7 separate regions of the Mus musculus genome follow, and regions 2, 3, 4, 5, 6 and 7 are each linked to region 1. The links are chromatin loops, found by intact Hi-C in ENCODE. Cell type or tissue: heart. All regions are shown on one strand. Each heading gives the region's core, and the rest is flanking DNA. Links, peaks and the distances in the headings are about the cores only.

Region 1 (4,309 bases), core at 310-4,309:
CCCTTCCTGCATCCCTCCATCCCTTTTCCCTCCCCATCTCCTTTTCTCCATCCCCTTCCTCCTTTCCTTCATCCCTTTCCTCCTTTCCTTCATTGTCTTCCTCCCTCTCTCCATCCCCTTCCTCCCTCCCTCCATCCTTTTCCTCCCTCCCTCCATTCCCTCCCTCCCTCCCTCTGTTCCCTCCCTCCATCCCTCCCTCCCTCCTTCCACCCCCTTCCTCCCTCTCAGTGCTCCCTTCCCTTCCCAGTTTGCGTTGCAGGTGAGCATGCTCTTTGTTACCCCCTTTCCCACCCCTGCCACAGGGCAAGACAGTGCAGAGGTCCTTCCATCTCTCATTCTTGCTGAAGTCATTTTAGGTTTGACTAGAATTTGATCTTCTTGATAGAAGTAAGTGGCTTGGTTATTGTTAGAATTTTTTTTTTGACCCAGGTTAAAATAAAATCAGAACTTAGAGAGACTATACAGGCTGTATCTTTTGGCAAGGAAATACCACAGACCACCCTGAAAATGGACATACACTATCTAAAATACATTTTAAAAATCAATCTAAAAATGGTGAAATGGCCATTGAGGTCATGGTTCAGCCCACTTTTGTAGACTTTTCCTAGACTATGTTGTAGGCAGGTTACAATGATCCTCAGTTAACCTCAGTGATCTTTGTCAAGCTTCACAGCTAATGTTGACTTGGGAGACTAACCAGCTTGTCTATGTTGCAATGAGTGGCTCCATAGAGACATGTGATATCCTTTTGAAGATATCTGGTAGCCCCTAAGCAAATGTCCCGGGAGGCTCAGAGATTAGCCGAGCAAAAGGTCCAACCATTTACCACATCCTTTCTTTTCAAAGGCAGGGGCTAGGCACCGGTAGTGTACAATGGTGCCTTTGAATAGCTGCAGGATTGTGACCTTTGTATGCTCAGGGATTTTAATGGGTAAGAAAGCTGGCTTGGCAGTGATCTCTCAGAACATTTTCATTGTTTCCCACATCTCCCCTCTTTCCCCATGAGCCTTTATTTTTATATGGCTACGATTCTATGAAATAGTGCATTACAGAGTCCCGTAGCTTCTTGTCCATTTTTGTTGTGGTGCCCAAAAAAGGTGAGGAACTCTTCTTCCCTCAAACATTTCAAAGTCATATAGAATTTGCAGGCCATGTGTGCTTGCTTGCTGACATGTAAGTACATATATGTTCTACCAGTGGGGAATTCCTACATTTGGTAGACTACTACTATGTTCTAAAGATACACTATTCATGGACAAATGTTAGTACAAAGTTCTTAAAGGAATTCTGTAGATCTAAACTTAGTAGAGAAAACTCTAGATCTCAGGTAAGATATGCATAAGGTTCCTCTTCCCATAATATGATGGTGGGTTGAGTTATTGCAGATTATTGCATAATTTAAAATGAAAAGAGTAACTATCATGAGATAAATTTGCCGCGAGAGCAGGGCTCTATCCTTTCCTAAGGTTGTCAGGCAGTAGGAATTGCTGAAATATATCAAGGTATGTATGATGTAAGGTTCTGGAATCTGACACAGTCTGGGGAAGACTCAAACAATATGACTGGAACAGATCATAAATTGTCATTTCCTGAGAAGCCCACACAATGACTCTTCTGCCTTCTCTGCCCTCTCTTGAAGTACTAGTGTTCTTGATTACAAGAGGGCTTACCTAGCCCAATCCAACTCCCCTTTCTTCTGGCCGGAAACCCGTTAATCTTGCCAACTCTCTCATATATACTCAAGGTTTCCAACTTCTTCCCAAGTGCTTGTGGTGTTGGGGAATGGGAGTGGAGGGCCACCAAGACGGCTCTGCGCATGCGCGGAAGTCGAAGGCGGCGTCTTAGGGTGTTTTGGGTCCACGGCCGCCCCGTACCGTCCGGGCAGCGCGTTGCATCCTGGGCCTCGGTGTGTGTTCAGTGGGCGCCGTCATGAACCCGGAGAGCTTCGCGGCGGGCGAGCGGCGGGTGTCTCCGGCTTACGTGAGGCAGGGCTGCGAGGCTCGGCGCGCCCACGAGCACCTCATCCGGCTGCTTCTAGAGCAGGTACTCGGCGCTCGGGCTCGGCGTGTGCCGAGAGGGGCGGGGCAGCGCGGCGCCTTGGTGTGTGCGGAGCTGTCAAAGTCCAAGGGCTTGGTCCGCCGGGGCCATTCGGGGATAGATCGCATGCGGCCGGTAGACCTGCGCCCGCGGGCAGCTGCCCGCCGCACCTCTCTGGCCTCACCTCTTGACGGGAGTCCTGAACCGTAGTGCCCCCAGGGTCTGCCAGCCCCTAGTTTGAAAACTCACCCGAGGACGTCACCTTTTCAGTTTCCCTAACTCCACTGAGCCCTCGCAAACTTCAGTGGCCATATTACATAAGTCCGCAACCTCTATAGTTTGTAGTCAAATAGAAAACGAACGTTTGGCCAATTGGCAAACGTTCCTTCATAGCTGCTGAGTTTATTTCTGATGTGAGGAATCAAGGGTCATTAAAACACATTAAAAGGAATTCAAGTACATTGATGTGGAGTTTTAGGGGCCGATAATTTACCTGAATATAAATGCCATTACTTTTTTTTTTTAAGGGCAAGTGTCCAGAGGATGGCTGGGATGAAAGTACCCTCGAACTCTTTCTGCATGAGCTTGCAGTCATGGATAGCAACAATTTCTTGGGTAATTGTGGTGTGGGAGAAAGGGAAGGGAGAGTGGCCTCTGCTTTGGTTGCTCGACGACATTACAGGTATGGTTCTTAAACTACTTATGAAATTATTTACTTATTCATTCATTCTGGGAATGGGAGTGGAAGGAACTTAAAATAATGGTGGTGGTATTCCTACTAAATTATAAAGTTTCCACTCAGAAATAATCCCTTCCCTCATGAAATGGGTAATGGGTACAGAAATCAAACGGAACTGAGAGATGGAACTGAGAGACTTGGAGCTTTCAAGACAGTAGTTCTGATATATGGTGGTTTCCTCTTTCATCCAGCAGACTGGTCAACATCACTGGTGCTGTGTTCTGACAATATTTAAACTAGTACATCTGTTATAAAAACTTAATGAAGCAAAACAAAGCAAAATTTAAAAAAGCATAGTTACGGCTGAGGAGCTGGCTCGGTGGTTAAGAGCACTGACTGTTCTTCCAGAGGTCCTGAGTTCAATTCCCAGCAACCACATGATGGCTCACAACCATCTGTAAGGGGATCTGATGCCTTCTTCTGGTGTGTCTGAGGACAACTACAGTGTACTCATATACATAAAATAAACAAGTCTTTAAAAAAAAAAAACAGTTCATTTCAAAAGGAATAAGAGTTATTCTAGAGATACATATAAGTGACAGGTGACCCCAAATATTATGTTCTTCTGGATGGTAACAGTTCCATGAAATTTTTATGTAAAATAGTCGCAGAACAAAATCATAGGCCAAGACACTTTTTGACTACACTAGTAGAAATATAGAGGTAGGCATGTTTAGGAAAAGCAGGGAAATTCCGTTGCAGGCCCTGGCTGTTGTCTGATGACATTCTTAGCTTATGGGTAGGTGAAGCTAGGGGGTTTCTGTCCCTTCCAGAAGGATTGACCTAATAGTCACAGGGTTGCTAGGTCACACAGAGGGAAGATGTTTTGGTTCTTGGCCTGCCAGTTGCTAACTTGCCACAATCATAGACGTTCAGCCAGCCTTGCAGAGTGTTTACCATGGGCGTGGCCTTCTTTCTTTTTCTTTTTTCAAACTTCACTTGATATACATCATGGTTGTGTGTTGTTGTGTTGTTGTTGTTTTTTTTCTTTTTTAAGACATTCTCACTTTGTAACTGTGGATGGCCTAGAACTCACTTTGTAGCTCCTGCTGGCCTCAGACAAAGAGGTTCACTTGCCTCTGTCTCCTGACTCATAGGATTAAAGGTGTTCAACCCCACTTGCAGCCATGTTTTCTTTGTAATGTACAGGTTTTACTGGAGAGTAGAGCGTGTTTATCACTGTCTGAATTCCAGCAGATGGGGGAGCAGTTGTATTAGATGATTACATTATTTGTATTAGTTTTGAGATTTTACTCCATTCTGAAAAGTGATTTTTTTAAGAGTCTCACCTGCCTCTGCTAGGACTGAAGGCCTGTGCCACCACTGCCTGGCAAGAATGATTTAATCATTAATTGGTAGTGCTTTTGGATATGACTGCTTATTTCTGTCTTCCACCCTTTCTGTGAGAAATATGATCTCTTAAAAAACTTCTTGTTTTTTTGTTTTTAAATCATGGTGAAATATTTGAGGCTTACTAAAATTTTAATGAAAATATTTGCAGTCAGAAGTGATGCTAATGAGTAGGGATGCAGA
Region 2 (4,309 bases), core at 111-4,110, 150 kb before region 1:
GTGAGAACAAGTCATGACCAAAATCTCACAAAAAGCCTCACAATGTATTAAGTGTGCTTATGATTGGCCACATTCATAGCTATCCTGGGGCACATGTGGCCGATGGGCTATGGACCAGATGTGCTTTAATGTATGACTTGGTCATTTAACAAGAGTTTCATACCTAAAGTGAAACAAAAGCTCAACGCACACGAGGTAAGCAGGTAAGCGGTAGACTTTCATTTGCATTTCTATCCGGTATCGAAGTAAACAGGTACTGAACATCCGTCAGTTTCTCAGTCAAAAGAGGCCAAAATAAACACTGGTGAGGCGTTAAAGGGTGGAAAAGCGTGGAGAGAGAGCCAGGCAACCTGCTGCCTACAGAAGGCTCCCCGGTCTGCAGAGGCAGCTGAAGGGACATAGCCAGCAAATGCCACCTGCCCATTACCAGGCTTAGGAAGGGGCACACCTTTGAAAGCAGCTGGATTTAAGTCCATGTGGCACGCGGAGAAAATGGCATCAAAGGTTGGACTATAAATCTTGCTTATTCTCAAGTCACTGGACATTTAGGAGTGAGGATATTGATGGCCCCTTCCCTCCTCTTCCTTCTTCTTGGAGCAGATGTGTGATTCATGGATTGTCCTTTAGTGCCTCCCTTCTTATCTTATTACGTTTTCTTTGCTTCTGCTTTCTGACAGCTCTGAAAAGCAAGGTGCTAAATTATTTTATGGAATGAGCACAGTGAATTATGTAATTATGCTGAAGTTTAATTAACTGGCTATCCAAATAGGAAAATAGAAGACATGAAAGAATTTACTGTGGGGCTAGCATAAATCCCCAGTGTCCTAACCATGACAACAAGGAAAGAGATGGGCCTGATCACACAAAAGACATTTCCGAAGACATTTCTTTAAAAGATGGTTACTACATTTAGAACAAGCTATTCGGGACAGACACGCCACACGAGTGAGCAGCCACCCCAATGGGCTTGTCTCTTTGCTACATTTATACTGCTCAACTCAGCACTTCCATTTCCAAGTCCCTGAATTACATTTTTTTTTTTTAAGAAAGGGATTAATACATGCGGCAGTCAGCAGGGGCAGAGAAATGAAACTGCACAACAAGTAAAGGAAAACTGACCACATTGCAGAGGCCCTTTCCTAAAGCCTCGAAGCTAATCTCCCTTCCCCTCGCAGGTGTAAAAGTGCCAGCTAGCACCTCAAGGGATGCCTGACTTCTGTGTCCCAAGCTTCCTGAAAGCAAGCTGTTCTAAAGGAACAGGCTGGAACAGTCAGGCCCCGCTGCAACCTGCCACGGCGGACAGAACAGATCCTCTGCTCTGCTGCTCTCACCACCAAGATGCTGCTGCCCGTGATGGCGAGAGTCCTGACTACTTACTCACTTCTCCACACTAGCAGAACCATGCCACTTGCCCTATCGAGGACTGTGCTGGTGCACACACTGTGCCCCTGGGCATAGCTGGCAAAGGCTCTGACTACCAAGCAGCATTAGTTGTTGAGAGTCAGAAGCCATGGCTCCTGTGAGCCAAACTAAGCTAGGCCCTCACTTCTTGATCCTCCAGGAAGACACCTGGGAAAGGCCACGGTGAACAGCAGACTCTTTCTGTTCCTTTAGCATAGGTTGTATTGGGTGCTGAAATACACAAGAGCGGGCATGGCCTTGAAATTCAAGGAACTAGGAAACTACACTAGGTAAATGTTTCTCTGCTTTTTGGGTTTTTTTTTTTTTTTCAGGTAAAAAAACCTCGAGGCTCTGAAGTCCTAAATTCACCCAAGTAGAGAGTGGCAGGGCCTGACTCTAGAGTCTGTGTTCCGCCTCATCTGATAATAACTACCCAACTAGTAAAACGGCAGCCCTGCAGGACCATCCATGAACACCAGTTAGTTGAAGTTTTACTTGGCCACTCAGCAGAACTCTAATGATTTATATCTTCCATATTTTGTGCTATGGACTAAGAATACCCACCAGCTCAAAATAAAAGTCACTTTATATTGTTTGTGTGTTACAGAAACCTCCTCTCTCAACCAGTCATTTCCTTAAAGTAGGAAAGCTTCTTGGTAAGTAAGGATTTAGAAACTCTAATGGAGTAAAGTATAATCTCTAATAGAAAAGTCAATGAAGCCTTGTTGAGAAATTTTAAATTTCTCTTTGGTTCATCTATTCATAAGCAGGATTGAAAATAAACCAGATTTCACTAGGGAATAAGCAGAAGGAAAGAATCTAAGAAGCATTCCATTGTAATGTATATAAACAAAGCCTTCAAGAGCAAAGTGTGAACTGGGGTACTCTGGCTGAGTAAAATTACTCATTTTAGTTTGCCTTAAAATTACACTGACCTAGTATTTGTCCTCTACCCTTCGGATTTATATAACTGACAGAATGAGCTTCACCACAAGAGGGAGCCAGCACCATTCCAGTTCACATCTGAGGGAAAAATTAACCATGGAAAAACAAACTACAAAAGACAGCTGTAAAATGCTAGGACTGAAGGATATGGCACGCCACGGTATGCTCAAATATCTTTAAAGTACTGCCATTTATAAAGAAGGGGCTTTTTTTTTTCAGGGCTGGAGAGGTTGATGCTCTTGCAGAGAGCCTGGGCCTGATTCCCAGCACCCATGTGGCAACTGTGACTATCTGTGACTCTAGTTCCAGGGCATCTTCTGGCCTCTGCAGACATCAGGCAGGGACATGATCACATACATGATAGGTACAGGCAAAGCACTCATACATATAAAATAAAAAAAAATAAATTTCTTAAAATATTTTTGTCAATTTCATTATGCAGATGTGTGTGTTTCTGGGAGTTATTTTGGGGTTTGTTTGTTTGTTTGTTTTAGAGAGGAGTAACTGAGAAAAGGAGAGTCCTCTGGCTGAAGAAGGCAACACTACCTGAGGATTGTAGGCAGACTGTACCACAAAGGATTTGCTCTTAAAGTTGACAAAATCCAATACTGGAAGTCAGTCTCTGCTCCCCACCCCTGAAACAGAATGTCACTAACACTCCAACAAAAGACTAGCTTAAAAAAAAGTTCTAGCAGGGCGTCACGACACCATAGCCCTGGCTAACCAGGAACTCTGCCCACCACTGCTTCCCCGGTGCTGGGATTTAAGGCAGGCACCACAACACCAAGCTAGACTTGCTTTTTTCAACAGCAAACATACACAGAGCTTATTGAGAGAGCCTATAGTCCATTAGTAAACACCACTCCAGTGTGGCAGCACAGGCCTGTGAGCCCAGCGTGTGGGGAAACTCAATTTCCAGGCCAGCCTGAGCCACAGAGCAAAACTGTCTTAAAACCAAAACTCACACCAATATGAAGATTCAATTTTCAGCTGGGCGTGGTGGTGCACGCTTTTAATCCCAGCATTTGGGAGGCAGAAGCAGGTGGATTTCTGAGTTCGAGACCAGCCTGGTCTACAGAGTGAGTTCCAGGACAGCCAGGGCTACACAGAGAAACCCTGTCTCGAAAAGCCAGCAGGAGATTCAATTTTCATATACATTAATTCACAGAATTAAAGGCTGAGCATGTTAACTCCTGACTGTACTCAAAATTGCACTGTAAATGATGCAACCATCCTAGACCAATAGGTAGATGGGCTGTGTTTTGTTATTGGAGGCTTCTAAGGGGAAAATTATAAAATGCATTTAATTAATTTTTAAAATTTATTCTTCTACCTTGAACTACTCAGTAGAAATAATTACAAAGTAAATTTATGAAAAACAAAACCAAAAACTCAGTCTAAATAGGAAACATAGCTCAAGAGCTGGTCCTTAATGGAAAATGTCCTACTGGATTTAAACAAACAGATAAATAAGGCAGACAATACCTATAATACCATCATAGCAGCTGAAGCTTCAAAAACCTCTCGTAGTAGCTGTTCATTTCATCACAAAATAAGATGATTAGGAAATTGTTTACCATAATCTCAATTTTCACATAATGTTAAATTTAGCTATTTAGTAATCTGTAGGTAGTGTGTAATACCAAGGTTCTATTTTTGTTTTATAATTTAAATCACTGAAACAAGAAGACATGATCCCTAACATTTTTTTAAAAAAGGTGTGTTCAGGGGCTAGAGAGATGTCAGTGGTTTAGAGGCCGGGTTGATCTTCCAGAGGACCCAGGTTCACTGCCAGCACCTTCATGAAAGCTCGAAACTGTCTGTAGCTCCAGTTCCAGGGGATCCGATAGCCCTTTGTGAGCTCCTCAGACATCAGGCACTCAGGATGCCCAGACATCCATGCAGGCAGGTCACCCACACACAGTTAAAGGGGGCTGCTGGGCTGCTCTCTTCCATTAGCCCA
Region 3 (4,309 bases), core at 168-4,167, 160 kb before region 1:
TTCTAATATAGGGCCAGATACGGTAGGCCACACATGTCCTTAATCTCAGCACCTGGGAGGCAGAAGCAGGTGGATCTCTGGTTTACACAAAGAGTCCTAGGCCAGTCAGGGTTATACAGTAAGACCTATACAACAGAAACAAAACCATAATTCTAAAATATACCAAGAAAAAGTACTGTTTTTAGACTATCCTTTTGGAAATAAGAGATACACGTTTGTAGCATTATCATACGTTTGCCGTCTGGTCTCCAGGCCAAGCAGGTCACTTCTTTTCCTGTACTTTCATTTGGTGGGAAACTCCAAACTCGATGAAAACTTGCAAGGCGATGCAGCAAAACCTAAGATGAAAAGACATGATAGCAGAAAGCTGCAAACTCACCTGCAGAGATAAAATGAACCTAGACCCACAGAACAAAAATTTTAATTACTACTTTTGAGTATTTTTTTTTGCAATCTACAGAACAACAGTGTCCAAACGAATGTAAGACATTTTCAAAGAAATGGGTGAACTCAGAAGGCCCAACTTAGTCCTGTACTCTACATATTTTCTTTCTTTTTTTTTTTTTAAGGTACACCTACATGTATGTATTTGTACCACATTTGTGCAGTCAGTGCCCCAGGAGGCCAGAAGAGGCCATCAGTTCTCCCTGGAACTGAAGCTACCGACAGTTGTGACCATGTGGGTGCTATGAACCAAACCTAGGTCATTTATAAGAACAGCAAGTGCTCTTGATAGCTGAGCCATGTCTCCAGCCCCTTTTGTATCTTTTAAACTTACCTTTTTGAAAAGGTTAAAAAGCCTATCCAAGACAATAGACAAAAGAAGTAACACAAACAACATGAATATGTAGGTGACATAGTAAAATAACAACAATAATGACTGCACTCTTAGCCCACGCCTTAGCTATGTCACCAGCCATGGATCTTAGAGACAGAGCCGTGCCACACAACACGATAATGCAATCTGGCACACTAAGCATTTCTGGGTGCTAGGCCTTCCTTACCACCTAGTTTTACATAGGTGAGGGTGCTAAGTGGCATGGATGATGGGACCCTTTCAAGATGGCTGTCAGGTAATAGTCATCCTCCACAGAAAGATGGGTATCTAGTTGTACTTGATATCGCATGTTCACGTTCCTAATGTCAGAAATGCTAACTGACAACGTCCACACGCATTCTGTCTGCAATTCTGTGAGGCATCAGCCTTTCAACTTAAAGATCTTCTAAATAGCTAGATGTAACAAAGATGTAAAACCTCGGAACCAAGCATCCTCTGTAGCAACTGCACACACACACACACTTCCAGTTGGACTTGACAGTTCATCTTCATTCTCTACTAATCTGAAACCAACTTTGGGCGGGGTCTGATGGTGCATCCCTGGCCAAATCAATTCCTGGAGTCCTGGGTGTGCAGAACTTGGAGGGAATTTGTTCTTCTGGGCCATACAGGAAATGGAATACACATCCTGTCTGGAAGGCACAGTATTTTACACAGTCTCTTAAAGTTAACAGCCATGCTGAGATGTAGGGGCAGGAGAGATGTGCGATTCGCCACGTCTGCCAAAGGGGAAACTGAGGCTCGAGGGTCCCAGCCCAGGCGACCTCTCTCACCAGCTCACTTACCTCGCCTGTAGTGTTGGCCAAAGCAATGAGGTCTCGCTTGGGGGACCAGGCCAAGAAAATAATCTCCTGTGGCAGCTGCTTCTCTCCCACCACCCGAAAGGATGGGAAACAGGTCGGAAAGCGCAGCATGGGTGCGGCCCTGCAACGACGTGCGCGAGAAGGCCGCCGGAGCACCCGGCCACAAAGCTCTGGCACAAAGCCCTGCCAGCAGCGGTACCTGCCAGAGTCGCAGACTCGGCCTACTCCTAGCCAGCGGCCTTCCCCGCCCTCTCACTCCGCCCTCCGCGCTCGGAGAAAGCTTCCGGCGCCGACGCCGGGACGTCTTCGCGAGAGGAAGTGAGTGGCACAGCAGCCGCGCGCCGGTGGGGCGGGGAGAGCGCAGGGCGGGGCTTGATGTAGGGCGGAGCCGTGTGGGCGGGGCGAGCGAGTGCTTAGGGCAAAGTTAGCCTAGGCTACAGCGGGTGAGGGCGGGGCTAGAAGGGAGCGGAGCTAGGCCGTAGCTGGGCGTGGCTAGGGCGGAGCGAGCTCTGGTGTCTCGGAGGTCCCCTACTCTGGGCTGCCCGCTGCACAGCAAGTACCAAAGGAATCCTTAACCCTGTATACGCGGACGTGTGGGAACCCTTCCAGGCCTTTTCCGTTTGCTCAGAAATTCGCTGCTGTGTACACAATCCCTTTTGTTCTAGGTTTAGGCTCTAATCAAAACTCCGGACTCACACACTGGACCTCCTTTGGCACACAGTCGTTTTCAGCCCTGGATGCATTGTAGAATTTAAAACAACAAACCTCTCTATCAGGCAGCATTTTAGCAAATTAAAAGAGGGTTAACATTGGACGGAAATCACCATTTAAAAAGAAAACAAAACACTGAATGATTCCTATCTACAGACATATACTGTTAAAGTGCTTGCACCCTCCCTAACAGGGACAAATAGTGTGTTTTCTTTCGCCTTATTTAAATGATTTCTTGACTTGTAGCAAACTCACCACAGTTAAGAGGAAACAGGATTTATTCTGTGGCTATCTAAGCATTCAATTTTGTGAGAAAATGTGGACAGACACTGCCCAGGCAACCTCAATTGTCAATCTGTTGATCACAACTGCTCTGGGTTTTAAGTATAAAGACCACTCTGCAAGAAGGGAGAGCAAAGTAAGTCTACATTTTATCATCAGTAGTACTGTTTATCAAAACTGTTTCCCTCTGTCATGGTTTGAATATGCTTTGCCCAGGGGGTGGCACCATTTGGAGGTGTGGCCTTGTTGGAGTAGGTGTGTCACTGTGGGTGTGAGCTTTAAGACCTCATCCTAGCTGCCTTGAAGTCAGTATGCTGCTAGCAGACTTGATATGAAGTAGTAGAGCTCTCAGCTTCTCCTGCACCATGCCTGCCTGGATGCTGCCATGTTCCCACCTTGATGATGTCCGACTGAACCTCTGAACTCAGAGATCTGCATGGCTCTGCCGCCTGTAATGCTGGAATTAAAGGTGTATACCACCATGCCTGAATCTAAACTTAGCTGGATGGGATCTTACCCCCAATCCCTTAATCTTTTATTTCCTAGAACGTAAGATTCAGCTCCATTTCACTTCCTGGTGCCCCTTTAATATGTGAACCACATTTTGTATTTTTCCTTTCTAAACTTGCTATGCTTATTTAAAATGTTCTTCATGAGACTTAACCAGAGAACAAGGTCTCTGCTGGGCTTTTTTGAGACTTTGTCAATGCAATTAATATAAGTCTCTTTATCTTAGACTCAGGTAGACTCTTAAGACAAAGGCAAAAAGCAGCCACAATCTTCACCAAAACACTACAAAAACAGTTTCTGGGCCATATTGAAACTTTCCTCCACTGAACCGTCTTGAGCCAATTCTGAACAGTTCAAATCAATCTCAGCAACTAAATCTTTCATATTCTTACTAGGATAGCCCATTAAGCCCCACTTAAAGCATTCAACTGCTTTCCAAATCCAAAGTCCCCAAATCCACATTCTTCCAGACAAAAGGCCTATCACAGCAATACCCCACTTCTGGTACCAACTTCAATCTTAGTAAGAGTTTTTACTGCTGTGAACAGACACCATGACCAAGGCAACTCTTATAAGGACAACATTTAATTGGGGCTGTCTTACAGGCTCAGAATTTCAGTCCAGTCCATTATCATCAAGGTGGGGACATGGCAGCATTCAGGTAGGCATGGTGCTGGAGGAGCTGGGAGCTTTACATCTTCATCTGAAGGCTGCTGGCAGAATACTGACTTCCAGGCAGCTAGGGTGAGGTCTTAAAGCCCATACCCACAGTGACATACCTACTCCAACAAGGCCATACCTCCAAATTTCACACCCTGGGCAAAGCATATTCAAACCACGATGCCCCCACAACTTCACTTACTGTTTTTGGAAAGAAATCCAGAGACTAACTCACGTGATTCCAGTTTGAATAGTTTCTAGTAAGAGTTCTAGAGCCATAATATTTGCATTTATATGAAACAAACACTTAGTAATATGATTATTGTTACATATAAAACAAACACCACACTGCATAGTAAGTAATACATGATAATTATTAACACAACACATCTATCTACCTTTAAGGAAGTCCCAGATTTGGTAAAATATGATAACTATTGGCTTGCTCAATGTAGTTAAAAAAAAAAATCAAACCAAATGTCCAACCATAGGAACATTTTCTGAA
Region 4 (4,309 bases), core at 148-4,147, 600 kb before region 1:
TGTAGCACACACCTCCAAGAAGTGTGTCATTAGGGGATGGCACTGGGGTTTCAAAAGCCCAAGCCAGGCTCGGTGGCTTTCTCTTCCTGCTGCCTACAGATGCAGATGTACAACTCTTAGCTACTTCTCCAACACTGGCCGCATCTGCCTGTGTGCTGCCATGTTCTCTGCCATGAGAAAAATGAACTGGGTCTCTGAAATTGTCATCAAGCTCTAATTAAATGCTTTCTTTTAAAAGAGTTGCCATGGCCATGGTATCTCTGTACAGAACACTGAGGCAAGGTGCATCAGTCACAAGTCTTTGTGCACCAGTCTCCCAGTCCCTAAAGTATTCTGGTACAGGCTGGGCACCATCTCCTGATGCCAAAAAACAATAGTGCTTTTCAATACCAATCTTTCTTTCCTTCAGGTCCCTCTTCCCCACAGTGGGACCGAAGCTGGTGCACAGTGGATCCAGTCACCTTGCTAAAATACTTCAATAACCTCCACTGGCTGGACTTTGAGGATAGCAGTGGGTAACTGCAGAGTTTTAATTAAGCAAGCCAGATGACTGCCCTCAAAGGACGAATGGCAGGACCAGTGCCAACGATCCAGAGGGTTCCACATTTCCTAACAAACCAAAACAGGTTCCCATTACAAATTCTCACCAGAGAAGTAGTACCAGGTATATCTCAGAAAGACCTCAACTGGGGCCAGAGAGACAGCTCAGCCAGTAAAGCACTTGCCACGCAAGCCCAGTGTCCTAAATCCAACCCCCACAGACCACGCTAAAGTAGGGGAGTAAGAAATGATTCCAGAGAGTTGTCCTCTGATCTCACCACACATAAGCTGCCGTATGTGCACCCCTCAACAACACACATTTCTTCTAAGCTTTAGAAAAAAAATGCACACAAGAGAAGCATGGGGGGCATATGGGAAAGATGAAGAGCAGGCAAATAAAGAAAAACAGTGATGTTAGTGACTACAGGTGCAGGGGACGCACGGGCTAAAACACTACCCAAAATGCACAGGGCCAGGACAGAATGAGGTGGCAGGGGACGAGGCCCAGGCCAGCCCAGGGCTGCCCCACATCTAAACTGCACCAGGCACAAGTGACAGCTAAAATGCAGGCTCTGAGTATAAGGAAGGAAAGCGGTTAAATACTATAAATACTGGAAACGGAATGGGCTCCCAGCTCCTGAGCACACACTGAGCTAGCTGGGCATGCTTCCTGCCGGCCTAAGGCACACACCTGCTTGTATCTCACTCCTCACCAAGACCTCCTTTTAAAAGTGTTTTTTTTTGTTTTTTTTTTTTTTTTTGGTACAATTCCTAATATGAGACTATACTTCACTTAATTCACCCTAAACTTACAAATTCAGTTCAGTAAACACCATCACCACAGCGGGGGGAACAGGCAAGGCTCAGAGTGAGGAAATACCTGCCTACATGTTATCCAGCTAACAGCCACCACAAAGGGTTATGACGAGCACTAAATGTCTTAGCAGAGTTGAAGCACTTGGAAGGATGAAAAAAACAAAACAAAACAAAAAAAACCCACCAAAACCAAAACTTCTGATAAAAATTAGCTGTTCAGTATTATTTACTTTTTAAAAAATTTTAGTTATAACCTTTGGTTAAAGTTGGTCGAATTAATTAAAATAAGCTAAAAGGCAAGCAGGTGTAGACAGTCTTAGAGCCTGACCTGCCCGCCTAAAGCAACATGGTCAGCCAAAGACTGGGGAGTATTCCTGGAAGACATGCAGGGTAACCGGCTGACTAAGAGCAGGGTAGCCTTCACAGTGTGATGCTTCTGTGCACTGTGGGAAATTTATCCTGGATCCTATCTAGTACAATGGCTTACTCTCACCTCCCCTTTTCTTCCTTAGCTGTGACAAGCAAAACACCTCCAGATAGCACAGTGGCTGAGAACCACACCCCTGTCTTCTTCAGAACTGGGATTTTTCTAAAGGGAACCTCCAACAGACCAAGTCTCAACTCCAACTCTAGAAGCTGTAATAAAATAGCCTGTGGCAGGGATCCATCCAGGATGGAGACAAATTCTGCAGGACCTTACACAAGCCCACATTCCTTCCACACGTGGCGCATGCAGGAAGGCTTGAAGGCAGGAAGCACAGAGACCATCTTAGTCTGAGCTGATGAAAAGAAGCTGTCAGGGGATTCATGTGTGTACTTTAAAATGCTTTGCCTCCAGAAACCAAGTGTTATGGCGCTGGAGATGGTCAGAACATTTACATGAGGCTTGAAATCGCCAAGCTTCAGCCTCAGCTAATATTCCCCGGGGGCTGGGCTGGCCCTCTTCCATCTTCAAGATGATTCAGGTTTCCTGGAGAACAAAATGATCCTCTAATGCCTCATCTCTCCTCGCTGACAGATGGTTTCAGATGTATCAAAGTGCTAATCCTTGCTGAGGTATAGGTCTCCAGGAAGGAGTGTGGCTTTTAGAATGATAGGACCTGAATGATTAAGGAGGAAAATGACTCCCCGGACACTCGCCATTGTCATGTGAGCAGCCAGCTTAAAAATGAAGGAAACCAGCAGAATCTAAAAAAAAAAAAAACGATTTGAGGAAAAACTCAGAACCCAGGTTAACAGTTTAGCTTTGAAATATTTCCGCTCCAAGACATCTTAGGGATTGGCAATGATGCACCATAAAAACACCTTTCAACTCAGAATGATCAAAGCTCTCCACTATAGCACCATCTCAGCCTGGGTGGATGGAGCGGGGCTCTGCGGACAGACGCCTGGGTTGGAACATTTCCCTCACCACTTACTAGCTGTGTGACCTCCATCTGTAAAATGGGTAGCATCTACCCCAAGGGAAGCCCGTGCAAATTCAACGACTCGGTATATGCTTAACCCAAAACATTAAATCTTCAGTATATCAGTATATACTGTGTGTGAACTAGTGTTAGTGTTGACCTGCTGTGTGTAGGCTGCTTTCATACACATCACCTCTGTGACCCCTAAGATGCTCACAGTTTTGTTGCTGATCCTGCAAAAGATATGTAGAGCCTCAACATTGAAGGTCAGAGGTGGGGCCCCTTGTCCGTGGTCACCGGGCTGCACTGGGCGAGCCTGGAACCCGGGTAGCCTCACTCCCAAGTCCACATCCTTCCTCAGCACTCCTTGAACAGATAGGGTAGGGGCTTAAGGGCTTCGGGGTAGCGCTGGGAGCAGCCACTGCGCGGGGTCAGAGGTCACTCACGGTATTCCTCCAGCCGCATAAGGGGCCGGAAGTAGATGGGATAGAAGGCGGCGCCGACCATGGAGATGAAGCCTCCGAATATGAGCGCGGTGCGCAGGTTCCGGGCCGCTGCCATGGAGAGAAAGGGGGCAGCAGAGCCGGCGAAGGCCCCCGCACGTTTGGAAACTCGATTCCCGGCCTCAAGGTCGCGACCCAGCTCGGAAGAGGCGGAGCAGAGCTCGCTTCCGGGATCGGAGTGCAGGGAGGAGCCTCTGAGCTCGGAGGCGGGGCCTGGGCGCCTCTTAGTGGGGCGGGGTCATCCGAGGAAGGGCGCGGCATAAGGCGGGGCCTCAAACCAAGACCCGCCTCCTCGCCCTCCGGCTGCCATCGTGGAGGCCGAGACACTGGTGGCTTGTGCTGACTTGTATTTGGCTACACTCCTTTCTCGTGCCCTCTTTTTGACCTCTTACTGGCCCCGGGTCTGGGTCCTTCCTTCTCTGCTCCAATTACCACCTTCTGTCTTACTCTTCTGTTCCCAACAACTCTTTCTTACCCTTCCCCCTCATTAATGTGACATTTGGTGACTGGTGAGGCTAGAAGCCTCTGAAAGACTGGGCCTCCCTCTTTGAAAGCTGTGTGTGGGCATGAGCCACAAAGGAGCAAATCACCTGGTTCGAATGGTTTGCAAGGTATTTGCAAAATTAGTCACTGAGTCTTCTGACCCAAGACAGCCTTTCCTGGAGGGTGTTTGAGCACAGTAAGTGATCTAACTTTGATCCCTTGTCCTCTTTGCTCTCCATATTGTGTGTGCTGGGTTATGGGGGGAATTATACAGGGGTTTCAGAAAGTAGACAGGGATTCCCAAAACTAATCGAGGGCTGCAAACAAAAACTATTAAAATCTAGGAACAGCACAGAGTCAGTGGCAGGTCCCTAGGGCTCTGGCTCTTTGCCTGGGGCACAGCCTCTGAAGACTGACACCTGTTCCCTCATCCCGCCATGCTTGTGGGGATTGCTTTCCCCCACCTCTGCACCTGTTCTCCTTTACAGAGCCTGAGTCAGAAGATATGATCTCCTCAGGGGGCTGGGCAGCTAAGACCAACATTCCTTGGGCCTTCGCTCA
Region 5 (4,309 bases), core at 6-4,005, 74 kb before region 1:
GATAAGAATGGCTGAAAGTTTTACTTGTTTTGTAGATAAGAGTCCTATTGAATTGGGCTGGGCTGGACTTGAACTCACTATATAGCCGAGATTGGCCTTAAACCTAAGTTTTTTGCTCCTGCCTCAGCCTTCTATTCCTTCTAGAATTACAGGATGGAGTCAGCACATGCAGCTGTATTTGGAGCACTGGCAGGCTGAGCAATACTTTTTAGTTCCATAATTGTTTACTTTTAAAGCTCAGGTATGGTGGACTGTCAAGACAAAGGAAACTTGTATTCTTAAAAACCTGCCCTAAAATAGTTAGGAGTATTGGCTTCTTGATCCCCGATCAGGCAGAACGCCTCCCACTAGTTATGAGATTCCTTCCACTGAAATAAGACTTCGGGAAGTTACATTCTGCCTCTTTATTTGCATTTTAGATTTATTTATTTTATTTTATTTTATGGTGTGAATGTTTTGCCTGTGTGTATGTATGTGTATCATGTGCATGTCTGGTGTCCACAGAGGTGAAAAGACTGCATCAGTTGCCAAGGAACTGGAGTTATAGAAAGCTATGAATCTGAGTGCTGGGGTCTCTGCTAACTGCTGAGTCACCTCTCTACCCCCTGCTGCTTTTGAAAACCCTTTGCTTATTTTTAGGATTTTTGTTTTGTTTTGTTTTGTTTTGAGAGTTTTGCTATGCAATCCTAGCTAGCCTGGTACTACAGCCCAGGCTAGCCTTAAATTCAAGGCTGTCCTTCTGCTTCACCCACCTAAGTGTTGAGATTACAGGTATGTACCACCAAGTCAAGCTTGCTTTTTTTATGTGGGAATCCAAAGTAGTGCTTATTTCATAGGGCTACTTTCAATCTATTACATGTGAAGTGCAGAGAACACAGCCAGCACGTGCACCTAGTATACCAGTATTATTACAGCCTCATTCACTGGTTTCAATGACTGAATACTGACTTAATAGCACTACAGTTCAGGAGACTTCTAGAATCTGCCAACTACATTGTTAATATAAAGACCAGAGATGCATGACATTCTCCACTGGCTCAAGAACATAAGGCTCGCGGTTGTATAAATAAAATAGTTAAACACCAGAAATGTCAATACTAATCTAAAAACTTAAAGGTGTTCTCATGACAACTGCATGTAAAAGACAAAAGAGCTAAAGGACACTTTTAATATATTAAACTTAAAAGTAGTTAAATTATTCAATCATAAACCTTTGCTAGTTTTAAACACTTTAAGTAGAATAAAGAGTCAGAAAAAAAAATCCTTTTAAAAAGAACCTACATAATACCCCAAAGCAGTAGTTGTTTTGTAACACAGACTCCTAGAGTAAAACGGACAAAGTTCAGGACCTGGAAGAGAAAAGAAGTGGCTCAGTCATAACTTGACCACTTCCTGGATCTGTGACTGTGCAAACATCTTGGAATAGGAGCCACCATTATTACCGTTTTACTAAGTTTCAGTTTTCACAAAGAGGGTCAGCGACAACTCACCCATTGTGCTGCTGTGAGAACCAATGTCAAAACTCATCTTAAACTGTGAACTCTGACCTAGCTATCACCACCGAGGAGCTAAGAGTTCTTATAATCCATTTGCATTTTAGCTACCACATTCTCGTCCTTTTGACTTTAGCCTTAATATAAGTGTTGACAACAAAGAAAACACACAAACCAATCCAACCCACTCAAACAGTAAAAGTTTTTCAAGACTCTATTTCAAGGCTCTATTTCAATCTAACACACGAGGTAACTCTGGGGCAAGTAGCAGCCATATGGATCTTAGCTACCTCACAGACTAGATTCTACCTCAGATAGGGCCAAAGTGTCCACTGCAGCTGGCTGAACAGAGATTTGTGAAAGTGGAAAACTTCACATTCCTTTGCTCTATTCAGTGTTGCATGGCAAACTCATCCATCAGCTAACGTCGTGGTAAGGGCAGACCCCTATGTAGTTAATGTGTTTCAGAGACGACTTCCTTTAGGTCTCTTATTTAGAGGATTTGTGTTTGAATAAAAGTTGTTAGAACTCTTGACTTGCCCTGTTCAAATCATTTCAAGTCACATTAGCACACTGGTAGGTCAAATAAACTTAACTTCTAAGAAATGCAGTATTAATAACAACTACCTTCCCTGTGGCTTTTCCACAAGGAGTCATATGGAATGATGCTCGTGGAATAGTGCATATGATACTTCTTTGGATCCATCCTATCATCATCAAGTAGGAGAAAAAGGGAAAAAAAAAAAAAAAAAAAAAGCCAGTCTAGACTCCAGATGGATCTCATACAAATCTACTCCATTTCAGCCACACTCCACTCCACCGGTCCAAACTCACCACACAGACACCCAGGCCTGCAATAGCATGCCTTAATTTTTAGTTTAAACATTGTTAGTTAGCCTCTCTTTCAAAGGTCCACTTAAAATCAGCCCAGGAGATAATGAAAAGGTGTTTTTCTTTTTAAGCGCGCAAATATACTTTGCAGAGAGCTGGCGGCAGGAGTTCGCCCGCCTCCGCCCCCTCTGGCTAACGTCACAATAGCAACATTTAATAGAAAGTTTTGAAACTTGTCCCAGCGGCAAATGGTCATCCCTTCCTATTATCTCTCGGCTTATCATCCGCCCTGTAAACTCATGACTCCGACGAGAACTTTCTGGATCGTTGTGCGTTCTTAATTCAGAACTTAAGTCCAAACTTGAACAAACAACTTACGTCACAGTCCTGGATGAAGTTTCCCTCAGTGTTGGGTTCCCACTTGGACTGACTCTTTGGGGAAGCCTACAGAGTGAGATTTTAGTGGTCCCCGTTCTCCTGCCACAGAGGGAAAGGTGAGAGGAAACTGAGGCAGGGAAGGGCGGGTTGCGCGCGCGCATGGGTCGCACCTGAGCTCGTAGTGCGGGTCCGATCCAGCTCGGTGGACAAGCTCGCGGAGATCGACCCTTCCCCGGACACCGCCGGCGGCTCGTCGGTAGCGGGCTCGCGGAGGACATCCGCGCCCTCGTCCGCCTGCATTCTCACGGCGCTCCCGGGCGCGACCCTCCGCGGCTGGGCCCAGGCAACGCGAGGCAGCAGCGGCTCCCGCTCCTCGTCCTCGTCCTCCGAGGGGCGGGTGGGCTCGCAGGCCTCCGCCATGATGTCCCGGGGCGGCTCCGGCGCTCAGAGCCGCCGGGCTCCGGACTGGGACCCCAGCATCACGCCAAACCGCGGGGGACTGCTCCCACCGACGCCACCTCACCAGTCCACCAGCCCGCGCCGGCCACGCCCAGCCGCCGGCCACGCCCCGCCTCTCGAGCCCCGGGACGCCTTCCTTACGCCTGCGCAGAAGGACAGGGGGTGGGGCAAGCGAGGGTGGGGCGGGGCGGGGCGGGGTAGGGCATTGATGGCCACCTGTGTCTCAACTCCCAGAGCGTTGCCAGCCATTGCAGTGGATCCAGCAGAAAGCCAGGACCAGCGTCATTTCCGCGGGAGGTGCATCCCTTCCAACCTAAATAGTCCTCTCTTATTACTATATACATAATATACATTTATTTCACTAACTTTTCTCTAAAAGTTCATGAAGGCTGGGAGCTACTTCTATTACTATAGTCCATATGTTAAATATATAGTTTTGTAATCATAATCTGTGCATTATATGCATTTATTTGCTACTAAAATCGAGACGGGAGTGTATGTTTAGACATTCTTGATAGTGGTAATTTATAGATTTCTTTTGCTTTGACTGAAGTTAAACTAAGGTGTGTCAACACTTAGAAATCTTTCAAAGGCTGTATTTCGGCTGTGCTAATTTTTTTCCCTACTTCGCTGACTTTATTTTTTATTTTTATTTTGCTTCTTACTACTCATCTGTTTCACTTTTCTTTTCCTAGTTGTTTAGTAAAGATTAAAACATCGAGGAAGACCCGGGCGTGGTGGCGCACGCCTTTAATCCCAACACTCGGGAGGCAGAGACAGGCAGATTTCTGAGTTCCAGGCCAGCCTGGTCTACATAGTGAGTTCCAGGACAGCCAGAGCTACACAAAGAAACCCTGTCTCGAAAAAAACAAAAAACAAAAAAAAAAAAAAAAAAAAAAAATCGAGGAGGTTCCTACCTTTTAAACATAATGCCTTTAGAGCTGAGTTGCCTTCAGAGCTTTGCTTTAGCTGCGGTTCCACTGTTTTTGATGTAGTGTGCTTCACTTTTGACTCAGCTGATAATAGTTTATAATTACTTTTAGGATTTTCCTCTTTGATCTACTACTTTGAAATGTATTAATTTTCAAATTTAAGTACTGTGCTGGTTAGTTTTTGTCCACTTGATACAAAAGACTCTCTTGGGGAGA
Region 6 (4,309 bases), core at 68-4,067, 110 kb before region 1:
GGCAGGTGGAGCTCTGTGAATTTGAGTTCAACCTGGTCTACATAGTGACCCAGGACAGTCAGAGCTACACAGGAAGATACCAAAAACTAACCAAAAACAAACCAAAAGAAACTAATAAATAGCAAAACTGAAGTTGTAAGTTGACTACCCAATACTAACACATCAAATCTTATAGGGAACTAATTTTCATTTAAGACAATAACACATCTGTATCAAAGTTCAGAGTTAAGTATTAACTTTAATGCCCAGAATTTAAAAACAAAATCCAAAGCATGAAATTTTCATCCCTCCTAAGATATTTATCTTGGGGTGAGAGAGATGGCCCAGTAGTTGAGATCAAACACTACCTTAAGACCTAACTCTATTTAAAACACCCACATCAGGAGGTTCATAACTGACTGTAACTGCAGTTCTAGGGGATCGGAGGATCTCTTCTGATATCCATGGGTACTTGCACTCATGTGTGCATACCAATAAATAGGTGCACACACATATACACATAATTAATCATTAAGCTGGGCAGTGATGGCACACATTTATAATTCCAGGACTCAGGGGGCAAAGGCAGGCCAGCCTGGTCTACAGAATCAGTTCCAGGACAGCCAGGGCTACACTGAGAAACAATGTCTCAAAAAAAAAAAAAAAAAAAAAAAAAAAAAAAAAAAAAGGAAAAAAAAAATCTTTAAAAATACCAAATGCACTAAAATAAAGAAATCCTTTTATATAATGCTTAAACTTCATGTTTACTGGTTCATTCTCCGTAAAACTAGCCAAAATGTTACTGTACCTTTTCATCTTCCCACTGAAAAAAGTTACAGTCTTTTCTATCTCTACAGGCTGAGCAGGCATAAAACTTTCGTGTTTCTTCCTTCCCTTGGTTCACTTTTACAAAGAGAAGAGTAGGCCCTAGTTCCAGAATAGGAAGAAAAAATAAGTATCAAGCAGTAGTCTACACCAAGTTTCTCTGCCTTAAATAAAACTTATTTAGGCATTATACATAATTTATAATTCAATGTACTATCCTCTTTGATAAATCTTATTTTCTTCCATTGCAACACTGATGCATTTGAATATTAGAAATAATTTTTAAAACTGCTCTCTTCAAAAAGAAAATGCTTTCTGTTTACATTACAATAGTCAACAGCTGGGGTCCATGACGAAAGTATGCTTAAAAGAACAAACGCGAATAAAACAAGGGGGAAAGCCCGGAGAACTGCAAGGTTTGCCGTTACCATTTTCAGTGAAACCCTGAGCTTTACAGTTGGAAAGCCGCAAGAAGTAAACTTAATTAGGCTTCCAGGGTTTTGTTGTTTATTCTAACTTCAAAACAATAAAACCCCATCAATTCAACAAATTAAATTCCGCTAAGAACTTGTCAGCAAGAAGCCTTCAGCCCCGTGCATTCTACGTTCGGCTTTCTCCCTAACCTGTCCCCCAAAGCAGAGATGCTAACAGCTCTGGAGACAAAGCTCCAGCAGCCAGGACCTCTCTGGGGGTTTACTAAATAGAGTGACAAACACTTTCTGAAACCGGGTGTTATTCACGCATCACACAAGGTAAGGAAGAGGGGGTGGGAAAAAGCCTTCTCTTCCAGACACAAATCCGAAAAACCCGCAGAGCACCTAGCCCAAGCCTCGCCATTGGCGCCGCCGGCAAGGCTGAGCGCAGACGCCGACCCACCGTGCGGGCACAGCGGGGCAGGAGCCGTGGGGTTCGAGGGAAGCGCCACCTCTACCCCGGACGCCCTACGCCCCGCGTCGCCATCACCCTCCAGGGACTCAAGACAGTCCATGGGCGCCGCCATCTTTCTGCCGAAGTCCCGAAAGCCTCTGTCCCAACCAAGGAGGCGGAGAAAGAGCGCCGCCGCGGCACGCGGAACCCACAGCGCCCCACGCGTCCTGGAGGAGCCATGCCGCCGTCAGACCCAGAGTGAGAAACTAAGCAGGACACCCACCCACCCACCCACCCACCCACCCACACACACACCCGTGGGGGTTCTGGGGTGAAGCTGGAAGGCCTATGCCAAGAGAGCACCTATAACCAGGAGAAGAGATGAATCTTTAGAACAAAGATCTGATTAGATTATAGATCCAAAAGAGCAACAAAGAGGTAAACAATGGCTGAACCACACAGCACAGCAGCTCTATTGCGTTTAACAATGCCAAAGAACTGTCTAGTCTTTTGGTTTGGTTCTGTTCTGTTCTGTTCTGTTCTCTGACAGGGTTTCATGTAGTCCAGGCTAGCCTCTAACTCCCCAGTAGCAGAGTGTAGCCTGGAACTCCTAATCTTTTGCCTCTACCTCCCAAATGCTGGGGTTACAAACACATGCCTCACCATGCCTGGAGCTCATCTAACACTTGCTCTTACACGTAATTATTGAATTCTCGTTCTCGTTTGTACCTCAGGAAAAGAATGTCGCCATTTGCCAGTGGCAGTTGTCTACATAAAAAATATCAAAGAATGTACACTTTTTAAATAACTTCTAGGTTAACTTGAGTTTGGTAAGTTTCAGGATATGAGACTAACATACCCTGGCAGTGATTGTCTAAACATAAAATTTAGAATACCACTTAGAATTTCCAAGCAAAAGAAGCATGTATTTGTTTAACGTACACAGGTCTCATGAGCAGAAAACTAGAAAATGTGGTTGAAAAAAAAATCAAGAAAGATCTAAATAAATGTGGAAGCGTGGTCTGTTCATTACACGGGAAACGGAACACAGTAAAGATGCCACCTCCTACCAGGTTAAGTGCAGACAGGTTGAGTGCAGTTTCTAGCAAAATCTCAGCCAGATATACAAAGTATTATTCTGAATTTTATAGGGAAAGGCAAAGAAATGGCTAAAATAATTTTAAAAGAAAATAACCAAGTGGGAGAGATCAGTCTATCTAATTCCAAACAGTGGTAGTAGTAGTCAAGGCTCATTCATACACACATCTGTCAATGAAATTGCAAATTGTAACACGCGTACATGCGTGTATACACACATGCACATGCACACACTCTGATCTGAATAAGGTACATGAGGAGGTATATAATTATGATAATAAAGCAGCCTTCAAAAATGATACAGTCTTCTCTTTTCTGAGGAAAAACTTTGGTGAGAAAAATCCCACACCTTAGATTTAGGTACACAGTTATTCACCAGTTTACAACAGGCACAAATTCTAGAAACTCTGCCACTAGGGGATTTTATTGCATAGGCATTAGAGTAAAATTTAAAAAACTGGGGAGGCTACAACATCACCAAGATCCTAGGTTTTAGGGTTTTTTTTTTGCGGGTGGGGTGGGGGAACATTTACGTACACATCCCATCGGTAACTGGAATGTTATGAGGTGTTAACTATGGTTGATAGACATCTATGTATTTATTTGCTAACAGGGTTATGATAATCATCAGTAAGTTATGAGTGTTTTTATTGCCTAATAGAGTCTTTACTTCATACTGGGAAATACTGGGGGCAGAAATACTCTGAAATCCTTGGAAGGATTCTGATGGAAACTGAAAATAGACCCGAGCACAGGGGTGGACTCTGGCTGCCTGTCCTGTCACTCAGAGTTTGATCCTAAGACCCAATGAATTCGGAAACTCTTCCCACAGAGTCTCTGGACAAATCAGTAAAATCCTACAAGTACCAGGAAGACTATCCCATTATCCTCAGAGAACTCCACTCTCCAAATCTCCTTCAAACACAATGAGTGAAGCCAGATCTTTTGTAGAGAATGTCTTAGCATTGTCTCTATCTTCTGGTTGAAAAACTTTGGTCCTATCAAACACAAGCAACAGAGATGACTGATACGACAGTCATCATGATGGAGATGTGTAGTCACTACTGGGGCATCCTTTTCCACAAGGATGGTGTTTTCTGCAACAAGTAGCTCTGCCTATTAGCCTTCCCTGTAAATTTCCAGATGCTTGGTAGAATATGGTCTTTTGCTTTACCACTCCAGTCACAGATGTAAAAGTACTTTTTATTTGCCTATCCAACTGTTGTCTGGAAGGATTATGGTCTCAATCTGCTGACCTAGGCCTGGTCCTGGAAGCTTCTGGCCTCCATATATCTGGACTTAGAATGTTTTCAGCTTCTGAGACTTCTTGGTGAATAAGCTCACCCTTTCTTGTTCTTTCTGAACTCTAACTGCCTGTTCAACCCAGCAGTTCTGGCTCACAAACTCCTTTCCAAGCTGACTGATTTGATCTGGTTTCTCTTCCTTGGCCTTTCCTGAATGGTTCTGCTTGACCTCATACTAATTTTGGCAATCTGTTCTAATCTTGTGTCTCCTCATTCACTGGCTCGTTCTGTCTTCA
Region 7 (4,309 bases), core at 300-4,299, 150 kb before region 1:
AACTCATCAACTGTCACACAAGGTATGCTCCGTCCAGGACACTACTGAGAGAAGGCTGTGCACAGGGACGGGATAGAAAGCGCATGTCAGTACTTTCTGCTTCACAGTGCTGCGAATCTACAACACTTTCAAACACAAAGGCTCTTAGGAAAAAGCACAAGAGCCAAACCCATCAACAGGAGGCAGGATCCCTTGTTCTGCAGCGGCTGTAAGAGAGCAGAGAGTAACCATGCCTACCTCAGGGGCTATTTTGGGGACTAAATGTGTTTGTTAACCCATGCAAAACTCTTAGAAACAAGGCTAGCACATAAAACGTGCACAGTGCATGTTACTAACCATTCCTTCATCAGAACAGCAATGGCATCTAATGGTCCAAAGCCTGATTTGAAACATCATAATTTTACTCTTAACAGACATATAAATTCAGCACTTAGTGCCTTATTTGAAACACTCTTCGTAAGTACCATATGAAAATGATTGAAATAGCTATTTACGGTGATGAAAGAAATTAAGTACTTTAAAAAGCCTGTTTTCGGGCTGGAGAGATAGCTCAGTAGTAAAGGCATCCATCACCAAGCCTGATGACCCAAATTGGATTCACAGAACCCATATGGTGAAAGGAGACCACTGTCTCTTGTATGTTATTCTCTGACCTCCATACGTGTGCCATGGCTCACATGTGCCTACTCACACACACATGCACACACACACACACACACACACACACACACACAACTTTCATGCACAAAATAAGATTCCTTTTAAAAGCCTGCTGAATTTGTAATTAGAATAAAATACTACTGTATTAAGGTTAGGTGGAAATAATACACATGAATTCAAGTATTAACATAACACTTTAAAAGTGATAAAACTAACAAACTAACATAAAACAATCCCTTCCATAAAAGTGGGTGACATAAGAGAACTATACCTTGGATGTGCAAGAATTACAATGCACACAGTGCTGGTTCTCACGAGAGACATATCTCTGACAGAGGGAGCAAAATCTAAAGAGAGAAACAGGGAAATGAGCCGCAAGTGTTCATTGAGATTCACAGAACTGACAAAAGCAAACAAGGTACTTGCTCCAAAAATTGGAGGTAATCAGAATTCAATTCAGTATGAAATTATGGACCAAATCTGAGGGTAATATAAGAACCACATGATTCAGTATTTGAAAGCATTTTACTGTTAGGTACATAGATGTGAATTTTCAGGTGACTTGGGAAGTTCAAAGCGCTCTCACCTGTATCCTTCCTCTGATGGAAGGATTATTTTGTTGGGTGGAACGTTGGTGAAAATTCGGACAGGAGACTGTTTTCGACCTGTCTTTCCATGTTTGTAAAGCGCATGATTATCATAATCCACCTAGGAAGAAAAAAGAAAATTCACTCAAATGAGTCAACATTCGCTAAGCTCCTTTAACCAATAAACAAACAAACTGATGCCAAGATCCAGGCTGAGGTGCTCCAGTAGGGAATAAGAAAGTCCTAAAAGCAAGTTTACTCGCCGCCAACCTCAGGAGGCGCCTAGAGCAGTGGCATTCCATTACAACAAGGGAAAGATGTGTTATGTCACACTCATGTTGGTGGGTAATGGGAATGACGCTAACTTTATCTAAAAGGCTACAAAACAAAGTATTTTGTAATTAAAGCTTTATTTCTGATGCTAACCACAGGCTTTGTTTGAAGATGTATGCTAGTGACACTGAGATGTTCCACTTTCTTAGAGAAAAGCTTGCTATTCAGCTGGCCACATCAAAGTGCGGTCTCTGCCCAGCCTTCTACAATCTGAGGAATGTTTTTTACCTATAAAAGGTCATGGATCTTGACTTTGAGAGCTACACTGAGGAGTCACTTAGTCCACAGTCTGGCTGACACGAGGCAGGAAGATGGGGATGAAGAACCCTTGGTTCTGTACCCAGCAGTGACCCTTCCAAACACTGACCTCCCTCGACATCTGAACTTGTGATGCCAGCATTTATTTTCAAAGTGAGGCCACCAAGCACTGTCTTATATGCCTAAATCCCCTGTCCTGTGTGCTAGTATCCATACTCACTCTCAGGCTGTTGTGAATCGCCCTAGCTACTAAACATGTCTTTCTTTAGATAAATAATACTCAAAAAGGGATCGGCAACACCAACATTACTGGGATGGATCCTGTTAGAAATGCAAGTTCCTACCCAGCCTACATCTACTATCTCAGACACCTTGGCAGTGGGGCCCAGCAATGTGTTTTAGCAAGTCCTCCTCACATGCTCACGTTTGAAAACCACTGCTTTAGATCCTCCTCAAGAATACCACGACAGTTAGGAGCTCAGGACGGGTGGATCCTAACTTCCACATAAGATGGCATGAACGCTTTGGATGAGAAGCAAAGATACACCTAGGAAGCTGGAATGGACCAGGCTTACAAGCTGGCTATTAAATAAATGAAGCACAAACAAGGGAAACCATGACAGGAAGACGGGCTTTTCTTTTCTTTTCTTTTCTTTTCTTTTTCTTTTCTTTTTTTTTTTTTTTTTTTTTTTGAGACAGGGTTTCTTTGTATAGCCCTGGCTGTCCTGGAATTCACTTTGTGGATCAGGCTGGCCTCCAACTCAGAAATCCGCCTGCCTCTGCCTCCCAAGTGCTGGGATTAAAGGTGTGCGCTACCACGCCCGGCGAGACGGGCTTTTCTTAAAAACAATTTTTAAAATGTATTCTTAGTCCCAGCACTCAGGAAGCAGAGGAAGGCAGATCTCTGTGAGTTCGAGGCCAGCCTGGCCTACAGAGCAAGTTTCAGGACAGCCAGAGCTACACAGAGAAACCCTGTCTCAAAACAAAACAAAACAAGTATTTTTAGACTATACATACATGTATACAATGTATCTTGATCATATCCGACCAAACTCCCTTTCCCTGACTCCACTCCAGTGCTTCCTCTTCCCATTTTCACGTCCTGTAAAAGGTATATATGTGCATGTGTATATGTGCATATGCATATACATATATCTCCATCCCTCTGAGTCTCTGAGTCCAATTAGTTACCAGCGTGTGCATGGGTGGGGGAAGGGTCACTCAGCATGGACAACCTACCAGCAACCACACCCTAGAAGAAACCTTGCATTGCCTCTTCCAGCAGTGTTCAGCTGTCAACAGCTCCTCAGTAGTTGTCACCCTCCCACACAGGGTAGGATGCGGACAGGTACTGCACAGGGAATCAGAAAGCGGCATTCACAGCACGCCTCCCCATCCTGACTCTGACATCCCTTTTACTCCTTCTTCCGTGATATCTCCTCAGCCTTGAGGATGTTGATACAGATATCCCGCTTCCGGGGAGTCAGGGAGAAAGTGCAGGAGTGGCTATGACCCAAAGACATCGTACACATGAATGAGATTCTCAAAGAATACATAAAAAAATATGGCATAAAAAAGTTCCATCAGGGCTGAGCACTCAACAGCACTCATCCTCCACGCTCCATCCAAACTGTAGGAGTCAAGCTTCTGATGGCAGACTGCTCAACTCTCCACAGCTCTGGTTTAACCCGGTATTACCAGATTTACTCATAAATGCATCCACTAAGGCTCAGACCGCAGCAGTGAGAAACAGCTGGGCAGACTAGCTGAGGGAAGGCAAGGCACAAGTCAAAGTCCCAAGGGTTTCTGATAGGCTGCCCGCCAGCAGGGGCCTCCACCCTCAGCCTTGCCTTGCCTCCCAGGTAGGCTGGTGGAAGGCCTCTACGCATGCGCAGTATCCCAACAAGGGAAGACTTTGTTAAGGTCCCATTTGCAGCCCTTCGTTCAGTCCCCGAATTTTAAGACAGACACTGATAAAACCTGCTCATTTCTACTGAAAATAATAGCAATGAATAGGATTTATAGTTTAACAAATTGGGGGTGTTTGTTCAGAAAAGACTGGGAGGAACTGACAGCTAGTTCATAACTGAAGGAGGATCATATGGAATAGAAATTAGACTTATCCTTTATTGCCTCGGAGAACAGAACCAGGAGCAATGGTTAGGAGTTAATGGGGAGCATATTTTATCTCAATATGAGAAAATTCTCTAACGATTAGAGCTATTAAATAAATTGAGTTGCCTTGTAAGGCTTTAGGACTCTGCGCCCCGACAGCATCCGAGTGAGGCTGGATGAGCGCTTGTCATGAATTCAGCAAGGAGATTATTACACTGGGAAGTCAGCCCAGGTTACCTCTACGTTTCTTCCCAGCTTTCAAAAATCCCGTGAATATATGTTACCTGTTAGAGGCAAGACACAAAAATGGATTTTACTTTAAAAAAAAAAATCAACCTAAAATAGTAGTTTAAGTA

What was found. A loop is a pair of places that touch in the nucleus more often than their neighbours do. Peaks named below come from ENCODE experiments on the same cell type or tissue, not always from the same donor. Only the 100,000 strongest peaks of a DNase experiment are listed, where the experiment ranks them.
Region 2: it touches region 1 in a loop (4-fold over the local background); 21 of 42 quality-filtered maps call a loop at or near these places.
Region 3: it touches region 1 in a loop (4-fold over the local background); 14 of 42 quality-filtered maps call a loop at or near these places.
Region 4: a loop joins it to region 1, with 7 times the contacts of the local background. A loop is called at or near these places in 2 of 42 quality-filtered maps.
Region 5: a loop joins it to region 1, with 2.7 times the contacts of the local background. A loop is called at or near these places in 5 of 42 quality-filtered maps.
Region 6: it touches region 1 in a loop (2.7-fold over the local background); 7 of 42 quality-filtered maps call a loop at or near these places.
Region 7: it touches region 1 in a loop (2.7-fold over the local background); 18 of 42 quality-filtered maps call a loop at or near these places.

The regions. Positions count from the first base shown.
Region 1 is chr5:52,667,309-52,671,617 of GRCm38, reverse strand. Sepsecs (Sep (O-phosphoserine) tRNA:Sec (selenocysteine) tRNA synthase) reads left to right here and starts at 1,917. Exons shown (of 11, transcript NM_172490.4): 1 at 1,917-2,043; 2 at 2,565-2,719. The coding sequence starts at 1,930. In heart, for the core only: a CTCF peak has its summit at 1,910; a DNase peak (open chromatin) is centred at 1,877; H3K4me3 peaks cover 1,337 bases; H3K27ac peaks cover 984 bases.
Region 2 is chr5:52,819,988-52,824,296 of GRCm38, reverse strand. Zcchc4 (zinc finger, CCHC domain containing 4) reads right to left here. Exons shown (of 13, transcript NM_001308144.1): 13 at 1-679. The coding sequence ends at 610. Among named protein-coding and RNA genes, the nearest start is that of Anapc4, 12 kb to the left of the region's middle. In heart, for the core only: a CTCF peak has its summit at 2,385 (motif pointing right); no DNase peak of the experiment used is centred there.
Region 3 is chr5:52,831,707-52,836,015 of GRCm38, reverse strand. Anapc4 (anaphase promoting complex subunit 4) reads right to left here and starts at 1,881. Exons shown (of 28, transcript NM_024213.2): 1 at 1,624-1,881; 2 at 233-338. The coding sequence starts at 1,752. In heart, for the core only: no CTCF peak of the experiment used is centred there; a DNase peak (open chromatin) is centred at 2,015; H3K4me3 peaks cover 2,149 bases; H3K27ac peaks cover 2,230 bases.
Region 4 is chr5:53,266,258-53,270,566 of GRCm38, reverse strand. Smim20 (small integral membrane protein 20) reads right to left here and starts at 3,461. Exons shown (of 3, transcript NM_001145433.1): 1 at 3,209-3,461. The coding sequence starts at 3,323. Gm40303 (a long non-coding RNA gene) reads left to right here and starts at 3,440. Exons shown (of 2, transcript XR_868423.2): 1 at 3,440-4,309. In heart, for the core only: a CTCF peak has its summit at 2,081; DNase peaks (open chromatin) are centred at 2,276 and 3,286; H3K4me3 peaks cover 2,143 bases; H3K27ac peaks cover 1,685 bases.
Region 5 is chr5:52,740,532-52,744,840 of GRCm38, reverse strand. It overlaps Pi4k2b (phosphatidylinositol 4-kinase type 2 beta), which reads right to left and starts at 3,267. Exons shown (of 10, transcript NM_025951.3): 1 at 2,873-3,267. The coding sequence starts at 3,122. In heart, for the core only: a CTCF peak has its summit at 2,500; a DNase peak (open chromatin) is centred at 3,220; H3K4me3 peaks cover 2,063 bases; H3K27ac peaks cover 1,154 bases.
Region 6 is chr5:52,780,586-52,784,894 of GRCm38, reverse strand. It overlaps Zcchc4 (zinc finger, CCHC domain containing 4), which reads right to left and starts at 1,840. Exons shown (of 13, transcript NM_001308144.1): 1 at 1,681-1,840; 2 at 788-906. The coding sequence starts at 1,804. In heart, for the core only: a CTCF peak has its summit at 1,874; a DNase peak (open chromatin) is centred at 1,814; H3K4me3 peaks cover 1,456 bases; H3K27ac peaks cover 1,186 bases.
Region 7 is chr5:52,812,860-52,817,168 of GRCm38, reverse strand. It overlaps Zcchc4 (zinc finger, CCHC domain containing 4), which reads right to left. Exons shown (of 13, transcript NM_001308144.1): 9 at 1,247-1,368; 10 at 932-1,007. Among named protein-coding and RNA genes, the nearest start is that of Anapc4, 19 kb to the left of the region's middle. In heart, for the core only: no CTCF peak of the experiment used is centred there; no DNase peak of the experiment used is centred there.